2 separate regions of the Homo sapiens genome follow, and region 2 is linked to region 1. A link is a contact called in ENCODE Hi-C or POLR2A ChIA-PET data. All regions are on one chromosome and are shown on one strand. Each heading gives the region's core, a stretch centred on a gene start or an enhancer-like site at or near the end of the contact. The rest is flanking DNA. Distances are from core to core; before and after follow the strand shown.

Region 1 (6,469 bases), core at 298-2,797:
GAAGAGGATGAAGAATAGGAGGGGTGATGGGAGCATGTTGGGTTGTGCCAGTTTAAAGAGAACGTGAAAAAGATAAGCAAGCAAATGAGGCTGCAAAAGAGGAATCATGGGAGAATGAGGAAAATTAAGTGATCATAGCATCCCTGAGGTCAAAAGAGCAGGGGTTTCAGGGAGAGTGCCAGGGCATTAGTTAATACAAAGAAGAGACCACTGGCTTTGCACCCTGGAGGTCAATGCTATCCTCTTCCTAATCCATTACTATAGAGTGATGGGGACCAGCGTTTGTGTATTGAGGAGATAATGAGAAGTGTAAATGGAAAACAACCAGAAGATAACAAGGATAAACAACTCTTTCAAAAATATAGTCACAGGTCACTTAACAGGACTACATTCTGAGAAATGCACTATTAGACAATTTTATTGTTGTGCGAACATCAACAGAGTAGCTTACACAAACCTAGATGGTGTAGCCTACTAGGCTAGAAGGTGTAGTCTATTGATCCTAGGCTACAAACCTACACAGCATGGTACTGTACTCAATACTGTAGGCAACTATAACACAATGGTAAGGATTTGTGTACCTAAATATACCTAAACATAGAAAAGGGCTAGGTGCAGTGGCTCACACCTGTAATCCCAGCACTTTGGGAGGCTGAGGCAGGCGGATCACCTGAGGCCAGGAGTTTGAGACCAGCCTGACCAACATGGCAAAACCCGGTCTCTACTAAAAACACAAAAATTAGCTGGGCATGGTAGCACATGATTGTAAAATCTCAGTTACTCGGGAGGCTGAGGCATGAGAATTGCTTGAACCCAGGAGCTGGAGGTTGCAGTGAGCAGAGATCACGCCACTGGACTCCAGCCTGGGCAACAGAGCAAGACTCTGTCTCAAAAAATAATAATAATAAATTAAAAAAATAAACATAGAAAAGGTACAGTAAAAATATTGTATTATAATTTTATGGTACCACCATCATATATGCAGTCCATCATTAACTGCCACATCATTACATGGTACATGACTATATTTAATGGCTTAAAAACACAGAGATGTGCAAAATCATTTATGTCCAAGGGTTATTTGTCATAAAAACATAATGTACATAACAAAACTTGGGACAACCTAAAACACCAATACAAGGTATTGGCTAAATTTTAAAAGTGTTTTAGAGAAGCGTATTTAATAGAAGAGGAAAATGTTCACTGTTTAAGTGAATAAAACAAGATACAAAAGGCATATACAGTATGAGTTCAATTTTTTTCATCTATACAATACAGGCATAAAAATATTAAAATGATATATATTTGATAAACTGATAGGTAGATTTCATTTTCTTCTTTGTGTTATTCTGTATTTCTCTAATTTTCTGAGTTCATTTGGATGCTAAAGAATGTCTGTTTTTTTACTTAGGAAGAGAGTGGTTTTTCTGTTTGTATATTTTGGTATATTTTGGTTTGAGGTTTCGGTGGTTTTTTGTTTTGTTTTTGTCTTGAGTGATAGTACGTATATGAGATCATGTACAACTACCTACTGTTGCTCTCTTCCACTGGGATGTTTTTGATGTAATGGCTATGCATCTCGGCCTTGGGGGGCCTAGTGCAGCCTAGTGCAATGTCAAAGGGGCTGTCACCTGGTTCTTGCTGCCACCTGCCTGTGCAGGTGGCTGCTGAGGCAGCCTTTGGCCCACAGGTCCCCTGAGACATCCTTTGCCTCTGTCTGCCTTCCTGGCCCACTGGCTCTCCTGACCAGTCTAAGCACAGATGAGTGGAGGGCGGGGGGAATCGTCCTGGCCTGGCCTGTGCCACACTGGGGCTTGGGAGTTTCTGCAATGTCTGCTGAGGCCCCCCGCCCCCATCCTGGTCTGACTCTGCAGCCAGCTCCAGGAAGTAGAATGCAGGCTACTCTCTCCATAAGATCATGCTTTACCCACTGTCTTTCCTTCTTTCTTAACCCCAGGGAAACCTCATCTAGATTTGAGGATGAGGACGGGTGTAGGGAGCCAATCTCATCCTCTGACATTTCTCCCTAAGGGCGCAGTCCTTTGAAACACGTGTAAGTCAGCAAAAGGCACCCAGGCTATTTGCTTTCCCTCCTACCACATCCGTCCCCTGAGGCAACAAGCATTAGATGGCCTGGCTGCTTTGGGGGAGGGAGGGGCTGGCAAAAGGAGAATGATGGAGCTGGAAGGAGAGACAGAGTAGCCCTAGGTTAACCCTTCAAAACCATTATCCTGATGTGCAGATGTCGACAGAAAACAGCAAGCCTCTCAGTGCCAGCCTGCGTGCTGGAAGTGCACATGCATTATTAATTCACTGGGACATTTTTACCCTTTCCAGCCTGTTTCTCCAGGTTTCCCGCCTCCTTCCACCTTCTGTACAGGACACACCAGTTCCCTCAAGCCCAAAATGTGAGCAGCTGTCATTCTCTGCATAGCCAAGCTCGGCAGTCTGCCGAAAGGGACAAGCCAGTCCCGCAAAGGAATGATGTATGCCAAAAGATACTGCATTAGGATCTTCATTAACTGGAGGGCCAATAAATTTATGAAAATCATGAATCAGTTAATCCATTCCTTACGATGAATAGCTAATTAACATGAGGACAGGGCCTGACCCTTCTATTCATCTCTACTCACTCCTGAGCTTCCTGTTACAGACAGGCTCCAGGGCAGAAAACAGAACCCACATTGGCTAGCGTGTGTTCAGGTGGGTCCCCATGGGGCAAAGCCGAGGGGATGGACTAAACACAACCTTCTCTTAATGTTGGGACTTTCTCTGAGAGTGCATTCTTATTTCTAACTTTTCATTATGAAAATAGTCAAACACAAGTGTAGCAAGGTCTTACAAATTTATGGGGCCGGGTGCGGTGGCCTGTAATCCCAGCGCTTTGGGAGGCCAAGGCGGGCAGATCACCTGAGGTCGGGAGTTCAAGACCAGCCTGCCCAATATGGAGAAACCCTGTCTCTACTAAAAAAGAAAAAAATACAAAATTATCCGGGTGTGGTGGCGCATGCCTGTAATCCCAGCTACTCGGGAGGCTGAGGCAGGAAAATCGCTTGAACCTGGGAGGCGGAGGTTGCAGTGAGCAGAGATCGTGCCATTGCACTCCAGCCTGGGCAACAAGAGTGAAACTCCATCTCAGAAAAATATATATAGATATTATGTTTCATCATCCATTTTAAATATAAGTTGGACTTTCTCATACCAGAAGCATGTGAAACAGTTTCCAGTTCTCTGCCTCCTCCCAGTTCCTCAATGTGATGAATCCACGTATCTGCCTTACACAACTGCCTCCTGGCAGCCAACTTCCTATGGGACATATAGACACAGCCCACTTGACTCACCCTGACCCCGCACCCCAGGCGGACTATGCAGATATGACTCAACGACCACTTCTCAGTCATAACGTTAGCTGGTGGGACTCCTGCCTGCTTGCTCTAAATCCACCAATGACAACTCCTCAAGGGAAACCCATCTGGGTAATTCCCTGGATCCCAACAAAGGCTCTGGCCCACAAGTCCCTTCCCCAGTCTCCAACCCACTGGTCGAGCACATATGTCCCAGACAGCTCTCCTCTTCCCATTCGCCCTGAGGTTGCTGTCTTGTTCTCTCCAGGATCTGTAAATAATACACTGCTTCAGTTATTTCATGCATTTTCTTTTGCCTCCTCTGGGTCTTACCTGACTGACACACTCAAACCTAACTAACTTCTTTCCCATTCAGGGCTCTCCTAGAGCGTGGCTATCTTAGTAGGAATAAGCTAGACACAGGTCAGACGAGAGCACAAGTATAAGTGAGTTTCCTGTGAGAGGGACACCTGGTCACAGGTGGAGACACTCAGGCATGAGGCCGTCCACCAGGATAAAGAAGTACCTTGTGAAAGGCACATTGTAAACATCTACAACCAAATAACTACTCTCCAGAGAGAGACCTCCAGACCAAATTAGAAAGAAAAAAAATACAACATTGTTTAAGTCGATAATAGCACAATGAACCTGATAGACCCATCACCCACCTTCATTAATTATCAATACATGACCAATCTTAGTGCATCTGTGCACCACCTTTCTGGATCATGTTAAAGCAAATCCCAGGTATCGCATCATTTCATCTATAATTATCCAGCTATGTCTCTAAAGGAATGAGGACTTTTTAAACACATAGCCACAATACCATACTAACATCTTTAAAAAATAATTCCTCAATATCACCAAATATCCTGTCAAAGTTTACCTTTCCTCATGAATCTTAGAATTTTTTAACAATTTGTTTAAATTGGGATCCTATTGAGGTGCCACACCGTGCAATTTGTTGTTATGCCCCTTATTATAAGACTCTTTTAATTTATAGCTTGCCCCCATCATTGCTTCTTCCTTGCAATTTTTGTTCAATAAACCATGTCATTTGCCCTTAGCATTTGACACAGTCTGGATTTTGCTGATTGCATTCCTGCAGTGCTGGTTGCCTTGTGTGTGTGCATGTGTGTGCACACACGTGTGTGCCTCATATTTCTTGTCCTGTAAAATGAAATTAGATATAGAGGCTTAGTTCAGATCAGTTTTTTTTTTTTTTTTAGGGTTTTTTGGTTGTGTTTTTTTGGCAAAAACTTCAAAGGTGGTCGTATATACTCCCATCAGGAGTGACATAAAGTCTGGTTGTCCCTCGTTTTGTGATTAGCCGCCATTGGTGATGATCACCTATGGCAGTGTCTCAACCAAAGGTGATTTTACAGTCCCAGGGAACATGTGGCAATGTCTGGCGATGCTGGATGCTACCGGAATCCAGTGGGTAGAGGCCAGGGATGCTGCTGAATGTCCTGCAAAGCACAGAACAGCCCCCACCACAAAAGGATGATCTTACCCAAAATGTGACCCGTGCTAAGCTGAGAACCCCAGGGCTGGATCCATTTACTCATTTGGGGTTGCAAAATGTTATATTCTATTTCTGTCATTTACTTTTTATTTGTTAGCTGGCACACTTATATAAAGAAAAACTTCCTAATCAATTACTTGGTTTTCCTGAGGTGGAATTCATATGGTAAATGTAAGTAAGTGCTCAATTCTTTCATTTATCAGTTATCAAAATAATGAGGCAGTTTTCTAGACTCCTCCAAAGGTGACCAATGAGATTCTTTGTTTTTTTAAGAATCATTTATGAACTCATAGGTATAAAGGAATTGGATGTGTTGTAATCATTTGCAGTAATTATCTTACTGACGCCTAAATTGTCCTGTCTTTAGATAGTATGAGCTTCTTCAAATTGGTTCCTGAGTCTTTTTGGCACAGCCTATTGTGCTTTAAAAGCCTGCTTGCATTTTGGGATTATAAGATTCTCTAGGCACATCTTACATATTTGCTGTCCTAGACTGGAATCTACCACTTCTTCAAGGACCTTTGGTTACTTTAAGTGGTATTTAGTGATCATCACTGGGGCTTTAGGGGGACTCATACATTTTAAGACACACATAGCCCTCATAATATTAGATTTCACTCTAAGGATGGAATTTTCTGAGCTATATTTTACACACAGAAAAACTGGGACTCAAGAGAGTGGTTTTACCCCAACTCAAACTCAAAGCAAATGGAAAATTTTGAAAGCTGGCAATATATATCCACTCCTGTCTCCAGATTCTTTCTCTCCATCAGTAGGGCTGGGAATTGAACAGACTGTTTCCAAAGCCCAATAGTGAGGAGACAATGATAAAACAGACAGGATCTTGGAGACCAAGACAACATGGAACTGGAGTTCTGAGGCCCTCAGGCCTCTGGTCCCTCTGAGGCCAGGACTCTTTCAGGCCCCTTCTTCTTCGCTGAATTGGCAGCACAAATGAGTGTGAGCTGGTGTTTCCTGAAGGAAACCAGTACCTATGGGCAGAGACTATGAAAAAAAGGGTGCACTAAAAGTTCCATAAGAAGTGTTGGCCGGGCGCGGTGGCTCACGCCTGTAATTCCAGCACTTTGGGAGGCCAATGCAGGCAGATCACGAGGTCGAGAGATCGAGACCATCCTGGCTAACATGGTGAAACCCTGTCTCTACTAAAAATACAAAAATTAGCTGGGCATGGTGGTGGGCACCTGCAGTCCCAGCTACTTGGGAGGCTGAGGCAGGGGAATCGCTTGAACCTGGGCTAGCCTCGCAACAGAGTGAGATTCCGTCTCAAAAAGAAAGAAGGAAGGAAGGAAGGAAGGAAGGGATGGATCAACTTTACCTAAAATGTAGGGAGGTGAAGAAGGGATCCCCTTTGATATTAAAAAATCAAAGACATCATTTTACATTAAAAACAGATCGATGATGGAATAGCATGCAAGATTTACCATTTGAACGTTAAAAGATGTGACTTTGAAGAAATTCCAGGTCCCACTGAACTTGCTGCTTGACTCCTGGGATGCAGAGTCAGGGTCCTCTGCAATCAGCATATTTTGGGGGAGAAGGTGAGAAACTGTGGGGCAATTCTGAACCCACTCTGTGCCAG
Region 2 (7,217 bases), core at 497-2,996, 110 kb before region 1:
GAGTAAGCATGTTATTAAGGCTTTGGTATGTAACGTCAAATTGCATGAATGAGGGAAGGAGTTCTCAGGAAGTGAAAATGGGATCAGCAACAGCATGAAATGGAAAAGCATGGGGGTATGTCTGGAAAATGGCAAACACTCCAATCTGAATGGAATGTAAAGTGCTTGAAGACAAGAGATTGAAGCACTGCTTCTAAATTGGTCTGGACCCAGCTTGTGGAGCACTTTGAACACCAGACTTCAGAATTTAGACTCTGTCGAGCAGCACTCAAAAACCAGCATACATTTTTGAACTGGGGAGTGAAATGATCAGATTCTGTCTAAAATAATTTGCTCAAGAAAAACTTGAGGAAAGAAAAACTTCTTTCCCTTCATAAGAGGAGTCATTCATCACAACTGCATCAGTACAAATGGACTGGTGGGGGTATATTTCATTATTCTTTTAACATGGTACATTCTTGAAATTACCTATTTTTACACACAGAGAAATAAAAGGATTAATATAAAGAATAAATATATCAATAACAATAATTATATGTATTCTATTTTAATATATGGATTATTTTATATATTCTATAAATGTATAATATACTTAATATTATAATGTATAATAATACAGTAGTTTCCTCTTATCCGCAGTTTAGCTTTCCAATGTTTTAGTCACCCATGGTCAAGGGCAGTCCAAAAATAATAAATGCAAAATTTCAAAACCACAGAACACAGAAGATGGTTCGAATGAGTATTTTTTTAAGTTGCCCATGGATGGTATATCACTAACATCATTCTAGATGTAGAAATGAGAAGTTAGTTCATTTCACACAATGGATGCCCCAGGACATTAGGGCTTCATTCTCTGCATAAATGGTTGAGAAAAACTGGTAGAATGTATCTTAGGAGTGGAATTTCTGCTGGGGGTGCACAATTCCTATGGTACCTGACGGTGCCACAGGGTTGTATCAAGGTACACTCATTGGTAAGAGAATTCACAGCTCTACAGCACTGCCAACAAATCAGGTTGTTAAAATGCTTGCTACTCTGAAAGGAGTAAAATAGCATTACAGTGTCTTGAACTTGCATTTCTGCCATTACAAATATGGAAATCTTTCTTTTTTCATATTTGTATAGACTAGGTTTCCTTCTTTCTGAATTTCCTGTTTAATCGCTGGTCCATCCATTTCTCAATTGGAGTATGTGTCTTTCTCTATCGATTTGTAGGCATTCTTTACATACCCTGATAGTAATCCTCTGCTGGTGATACGCATCATGGCAAGTATTCATTAAAGTAATCCTTTATGGTGAATTTTAATGTGTTGAGTCCTACTTTAAGGCTAATGCAGGAAAAAAAAAAAAGAAGTTCCCAAAAGGACAGCCAATATGTAAATATATTTACAGTTCCTTCACTAAATAGACAAGTATTACATATCTTCTATGGGTTAGACTCGGTAGGGGAAAGGTCTGGGGATATAGAAATAAACAAGTCAGGATATCTACCCTTAAGAGATTTGCAATGCAGAGGAGGAAACAAACATTTAAATTCTATTACAACCCCGTAAGAGCCATCATGGTTAGCGGTGAAATATTACACGTCTTAGCTGCCATAACGCCACTTTAGAGGAAAAAGGATAAACGTTTCTGCAGGTCATTATCACAAGACTGAATGAAGACAAGGAACAGGGAAAGCTTCTCTCCTGCACCTCAAGTCCCATTTCCTGGCAGGGCACAGGGTGACCAGTTCACAGATGTGGTAGTACCTGCTGTCCTCCAGAGCCACCACACCTGGCAGGACCAAAGTCCTTGAAATTACATTCTCTTAAGTATATACGTGCTCTTTGTTCTCTCACACCTCTGTAAACAAGGCTTTTTGCTGCTGTTCCCATCAAGCTGCTCCCTGCAACTGTGTAGAGAGACTGTCACAACAGCACTTGTCAGGAACTGCAGCGTAGCAAGCCATGACAGCTGGTGGCACGAGGAGCCCATGCATCTGCTTTTCTCCCTCTGCCAGGCCTCCCTGAATAATGGGAGGTCTTGTGTACACACGAATGATGCTATTGATCCTCCCACTGTGGGCCCCAAGCACTGCCGTTCTTTGTAAGTAGCTGGGGGTTGCGTTTACACTGCTCTCCTCACACACCACCACCTAATTCCCCCTGGGATCCAGGGAGCGTATTTGTACTTGGTTATAAGTGCAGAGAGCCCTGGAATCTTTATCAGGAGAGCAGAATTTGGGTGGCAGCCTTGTCGCATACCAGGTGGGTAGCTGTTTCTGTACCTCTTTTCTCATACCTAGGAAAATACCTGTTCTGAAGTTCTCAGTGAAACATATGTGAAATTACTTATGAAACTGATTTGTGAGCTCTCTTGTACGAAGCAAATGAAAGTTATTATAATTATTTGCATGACTCTTGATATGGAAGGCACAACTTCAAGAGGTCCACTAATAGCATCTTGTGGTTTCTGAGCCCACACATCTGTGGCGCATCGCAAATGGGCACACAACTTTTTCCTTGGACAGCTGATGTACTCAGCCCTGATGGGGAGTGGGGGATCTCAGGAAAACAAGTGAGAGAATTCTCAAATTCACAGAATCATGGACTACCAGATACAAAGGGGCCTTCCCATCTACAGTAGAACCTTGATGGGTTGAATCAGTGGCCTCCAAACTTCTTGTTCCCATGCTTTTAGCAGGAATGCATTTTTGCATATAACTTTCCAATATATGCCTATTTATTCATTTATAGACAATAGATGTGTACTAATATAAATGGGCATTTTAAAAACATACACAAAATTAGACATTTTTAAAGTGTAAAAAAAGTTCTAATATTTTCTTCTGGCACCACACAGTGGATCATCTTGCCCATTCTTGAGAGTACATGCCTTTAACATTGAAGTCCACTGGACAAATCAGGACACTGAGGACCAGAGAGATGAAGTGATTTGCTCCAAGCCAACTGGCTAGTTGGTGACTGAGCTGACATGCTGGCCTGAGATCGCTGTTTCCTGATAATGCGCGTGATCTCAGAGTTTACCCTATATTGCAAATTACCTCCATGGAATTACCACACCCTATTCTTAGTTTATTCCTGATGCATCAAGAGGCTTTTTTTTTTTCTTAGACCTCTTTTTCATTCTTTTAATTTCTGAGAACAGACCTGAGAGAGTGGGTATAGATTTCCTTCACATAACAATGTGAGAAATAATAGAGCAAGATTGTATGTCACAGATGAAAATGCTATATTTATGCCTCATTGTAATCCATTCATTGCTTTATGGATCCAAAGTCCCCTTGGGAGTGTCACAAATCCACATAATGTTCCTGAGTGCAGGATTTGGCATTTGGATCTCTGACTTAGCTGTCAGATATGTAAAATCACATGTAGCCAGACAACTCCCTCGGGACTCCACAGCTGCAGATACTGAAGAGTGCGAGTTATTCCAACAAGGTCAGCATTAATTTAGGCAGATACAGTTCCCCTTGAGCTACACTCTTACTGCCCCATCTAATTTTAAGTGTGACTCAGAGGGCTCTGGTGGAGCGAATCCAGTAGCATTCTCTTCTCCAGCACTTTCTCCAAGCTCAACAAGGGTGACTTTCAAAGGAGTCACATGCCTTTAAGGGAGACAACGGTTTTCCCAAGAGTCTGAACTTCTGAGGCTACTGCACAGCTCTGCTTACCTGTCTTCACCCTCCTTTACCTGCTTTTCAGCCTCTCAGGATCCCTCTCTACCCAGTGGCCTTGCTTTAAGGATCCCGTACATGCCATGCAAATTGCTGGGTGGATGATTCTCTTCTGGACCACGTAACCATGACTTGGATATCCTCTCCTATGTCCAAATTGCTTCTAATCAATGGTTGATGAAAGATGTAAATGAATACTAAGTACACTTTAGAAATAAAATGAGCTGACAGGTAAGTTAGCATTCCCCTCATCACCAGGGGTACACCAAGAGAAATTATTTTACTGGGTGAAAGGTTGGAAGTGAATGGTCTCTGGGCTGGGTGCGATGGCTCCCCCTATAATCTCAGCACTTTGGAAGGCCGAGGCAGGCAGATCACCTGAGGTCGGCAGTTTGAGAACAGCCTGACCAACATGAAGAAACCCCGTCTCTACTAAAAATACAAAATTAGCCAAGTGTGGTGACGCATGCCTGTAATCCCAACTACCTAGGAGGCTGAGGCGGGAGAATCGCTTGAATCCAGGAGGCGGAAGTTGTGGTGAGCCAAGATTGCACCATTGCACTCCAGCCTGGGCAAGAAGAGCAAAACTCCATCTCAATAAGAAGAAGGAGAAGGAGAAGGAGAAGGAGAAGGAGAAGAAGAAGTGGTGAGTGGTCTCTCCATTCCCTTCCAAATCACTATTAGAAAAAACAAAGAACATAGAATCAGAGGGCCTGGATTTAAAATCTCCCTCTGCTAGTTAGTAACTGAAGCACCTAGCACACAAAGAGACAAGAAATATTTGTAGCCAGGCACGGTGGCTCACGCCTGTAATCTCAGCACTTTGGGAGGCCAGAGTGGTAGGATCGCTTGAGCCCAGGAGTTCATGACCAGCCTGGGCAACATAGGGAGACCCTGTCTCTACAAATTTTTTTCTTAAAAATCAGGTGGGTGTGGTGACACATGCCTGTAGTCCCAGCAATTCAGGAGGCTGAGGTGGGAGGATCACTTGGGCCTGGGAGGTCAAGGCTGTAGTAAGCCGTAATCATGCCACTGCACTCCAGACTGGGCAACAGAGAGAGAACTTGTCTCAAAATTAAAAGGCAAAAAAGGAAATATTTGTTACATTGTGCAAGTTATTTCACTTTTCTGTGCTCAAGCTTTATCTGTAAAATAGGAATGATGATCACTGTCTTACAGGATTGTTACGATGATTTACATTTAATAAATATTTACGTAAATAAACTATATGATGGAAATTAAAAAGAAACAAGTAATGTCTACATGTTTTAATCAACTAGTGCTTAGCAGTTCTTAAAAGGGCACTCTACAGCTGATTTTTCCATGAGGCCTCACCACATGGCACCATTTCCAAGCGTGACAAGCTTGAAAACCATTGCTGTCCCCCTCGGTTCCCTCCTAAGAATAATGAACCGCATCACAATTGACCTCAGCATAAATGAATGGTCACTGAGCCAGACCTATCCATCCACTGCTTTTCAAATCCCTCGCTCTCAATTCCAGTTGCTGCCTCAACAACTGGTTTTATGTAGGTTTCCTGCAGGCACAGCCTCATCATGCCTCACCGTAGGCACATACCTCATGTTTCTCACGTTCGTCCCCAGCACCTCTGTTTCTAGAACCTCTGCAGAGCCCACATACAGATAAAGCAATGAGAAAGAGTTGACAACCCTAGGGGTAGACCTTGGTCAATACAGGACAGAAACAATCCCATACATCTATGCCCCTTGAGGAAGAGATTCTGAGACATGTTCCATCACGCTTCTAGAGAGTCCTGGGGAGCAAGCCTCCAGTTGCCCTAGAGGCAGCTAACTCAATGACACATCTGCATTTTGAATCTCTCTCCTTCCCTGTTTAGTGCCCCTGTCTCGGCTATGTTTCCTAAATAAGCCACTCAGCCTGCATGGCAGTCTTTGTCTCAAGCTTTGCTTTTGTGAGGAGCTGGGGCTGAGATACCACCATGTGCCAGACACTATCTTCGGTTATCTCATGCATCCTCTAGGGCGGCAGTCCTCAACCCTTTTGGCACCAGGGATCAGTTTCGTGGAAAACAATTTTTTCATGGACCAGAGTGGTTAGGGGTCAGGGGTGGGGGGATGGTTTCAGGATGACTCAAGTGCATTATATTTATTACACACTTTATTTCTATTATTAATACATAATAAAATAATTATACAAGTCACTATAATGCAGGATCAGTGGGAGCCCTGAGCTTGTTTTCCTGGAACTAGATGATCTTATCTGGGGGTGATGGGAGACAATGACAGATCATCAAGCATTAGATTCTCATAAGGAACCCACAACCTAGATCCCTCACACGCAATAGGGTTCACGCTCCTGTGAGAATCTAATGCCGCTGCTGATGTGATAGGAGGCGGAGCTCGGCTGGTAATGCAAGTGATGGGGAGCGGCTGTAAATACAGATGAAGCTTCACTCACTCACCCTCCGCTCACCTCCTGCTGTGTGGCCTGGTTCCTGACAGGCCACAGATCAGTAGTGGCCCGTGGCCCAGGGGTTGGGGACCCCTGCTCTAGAGGGGTCAGCAAGCCACAACCCATGGGCCAAATCCTGCCTGCCTGCTGCCTGTGTTAAAAAAAAAAAAAAGGGGTATTGGAACACATCCGGGCTCATTTGTTCACATACTGTCTGTGGATGCTTCTGAGCTACTGCAGCAGGGTTGAGTAGTTGTGACAGAGACCACAGGGTGCACAAAGCCTCAAATATTTACTGTCTTGCCCTTAATAGAAGGAGTTTGCCAAGCCCTGTTCCAAGTGTGATGCCTGGACCACCTGCAGCAGGATCACTGTGTTAAAATGCAGATTCGTGTCTCCAGTTCCATGCAAGCCAGGCGGCAGAGGAAGCATCAGAAGAGCCAAGTGGAACATGGTCCATGATGGGTCACAAGCCCAGAGGCCCAGGAAAGCCAGGTAGGGGGCACAGTGAGTAAAGTCAGATGAGTCTGGTGTTCTGGCCAAGACACAATTTTGTGATATGAAAAGTGAGTAGGAAGAGTTTTCTATTCCATGAGAAAATATACTTTTGCCTGAAAGTTTCCTGAAACAGCCTGCTCTTCAGGCTCTTCTGTCCCTCTCTTGCTATTTTGCTATAGACATAGGCACTAGGCCTGGGGATATCATTTTCATATCTTTTTTTTTTTTTTTTGAGATGGAGTCTCACTCTGTCACCCAGGCTGCAGTGCAGTGATGTGATCTCTTCTCACTACAGCCTCTGTCTCCCAGTTTCAAGTGATTCTCCTGCCTCAGCCTCCCGAGTAGCTGGGATCACAGGCGCATGCCAACACACCTGGCTAATTTTTGTATTTTTAGTAGAGACAGGGTCTCATCATATTGGCCAGGGCGGTTTCAAACTCCTGACCTCAAGTGATCCGCCTGCTTGGCCTCCCAAAGTGCCCGGATTACAGGTGTGAGCCACCATGCCCAGCCTGGGAAATCATTTTCTGTGATGAGACAAGGGTGCAGTCTGAATGGCCACCCACACTGGACCCCAAGGCCAGGCAGACAACAGGGTGAACTAGGG

The links. Hi-C counts contacts between places; a loop is a spot of excess contacts on that map. ChIA-PET counts read pairs that join two places held with the same protein, here RNA polymerase II (POLR2A). Pooled maps may share reads with other maps.
Region 2: a loop to region 1 is called in a map of OCI-LY7, with 4 times the contacts of the local background. The contact joins two enhancer-like sites. A Hi-C loop is called at or near these places in 1 of 168 maps with a recorded cell type or tissue (OCI-LY7) and 8 of 50 pooled maps. POLR2A ChIA-PET finds 5 or more read pairs at or near these places in 2 of 52 experiments (H1 and OCI-LY7).

Annotation. Positions count from the first base shown.
Region 1 is chr6:14,662,709-14,669,177 of GRCh38, forward strand. The region is part of intron 1 of LOC101928354 (a long non-coding RNA gene); the gene reads right to left. LOC102724463 (a long non-coding RNA gene) reads left to right here. Exons shown (of 3, transcript XR_926514.4): 3 at 2,338-2,555. Among named protein-coding and RNA genes, the nearest start is that of LINC01108, 380 kb to the left of the region's middle. Within about 2 kb of position 1,548, at least 7 of the 41 ENCODE cell types and tissues checked have a DNase peak (open chromatin) inside an H3K27ac peak, as active enhancers do; they include OCI-LY7, where a contact is called at or near this core.
Region 2 is chr6:14,547,630-14,554,846 of GRCh38, forward strand. No RefSeq gene overlaps it. Among named protein-coding and RNA genes, the nearest start is that of LINC01108, 270 kb to the left of the region's middle. Within about 2 kb of position 1,747, at least 3 of the 41 ENCODE cell types and tissues checked have a DNase peak (open chromatin) inside an H3K27ac peak, as active enhancers do; they include OCI-LY7, where a contact is called at or near this core.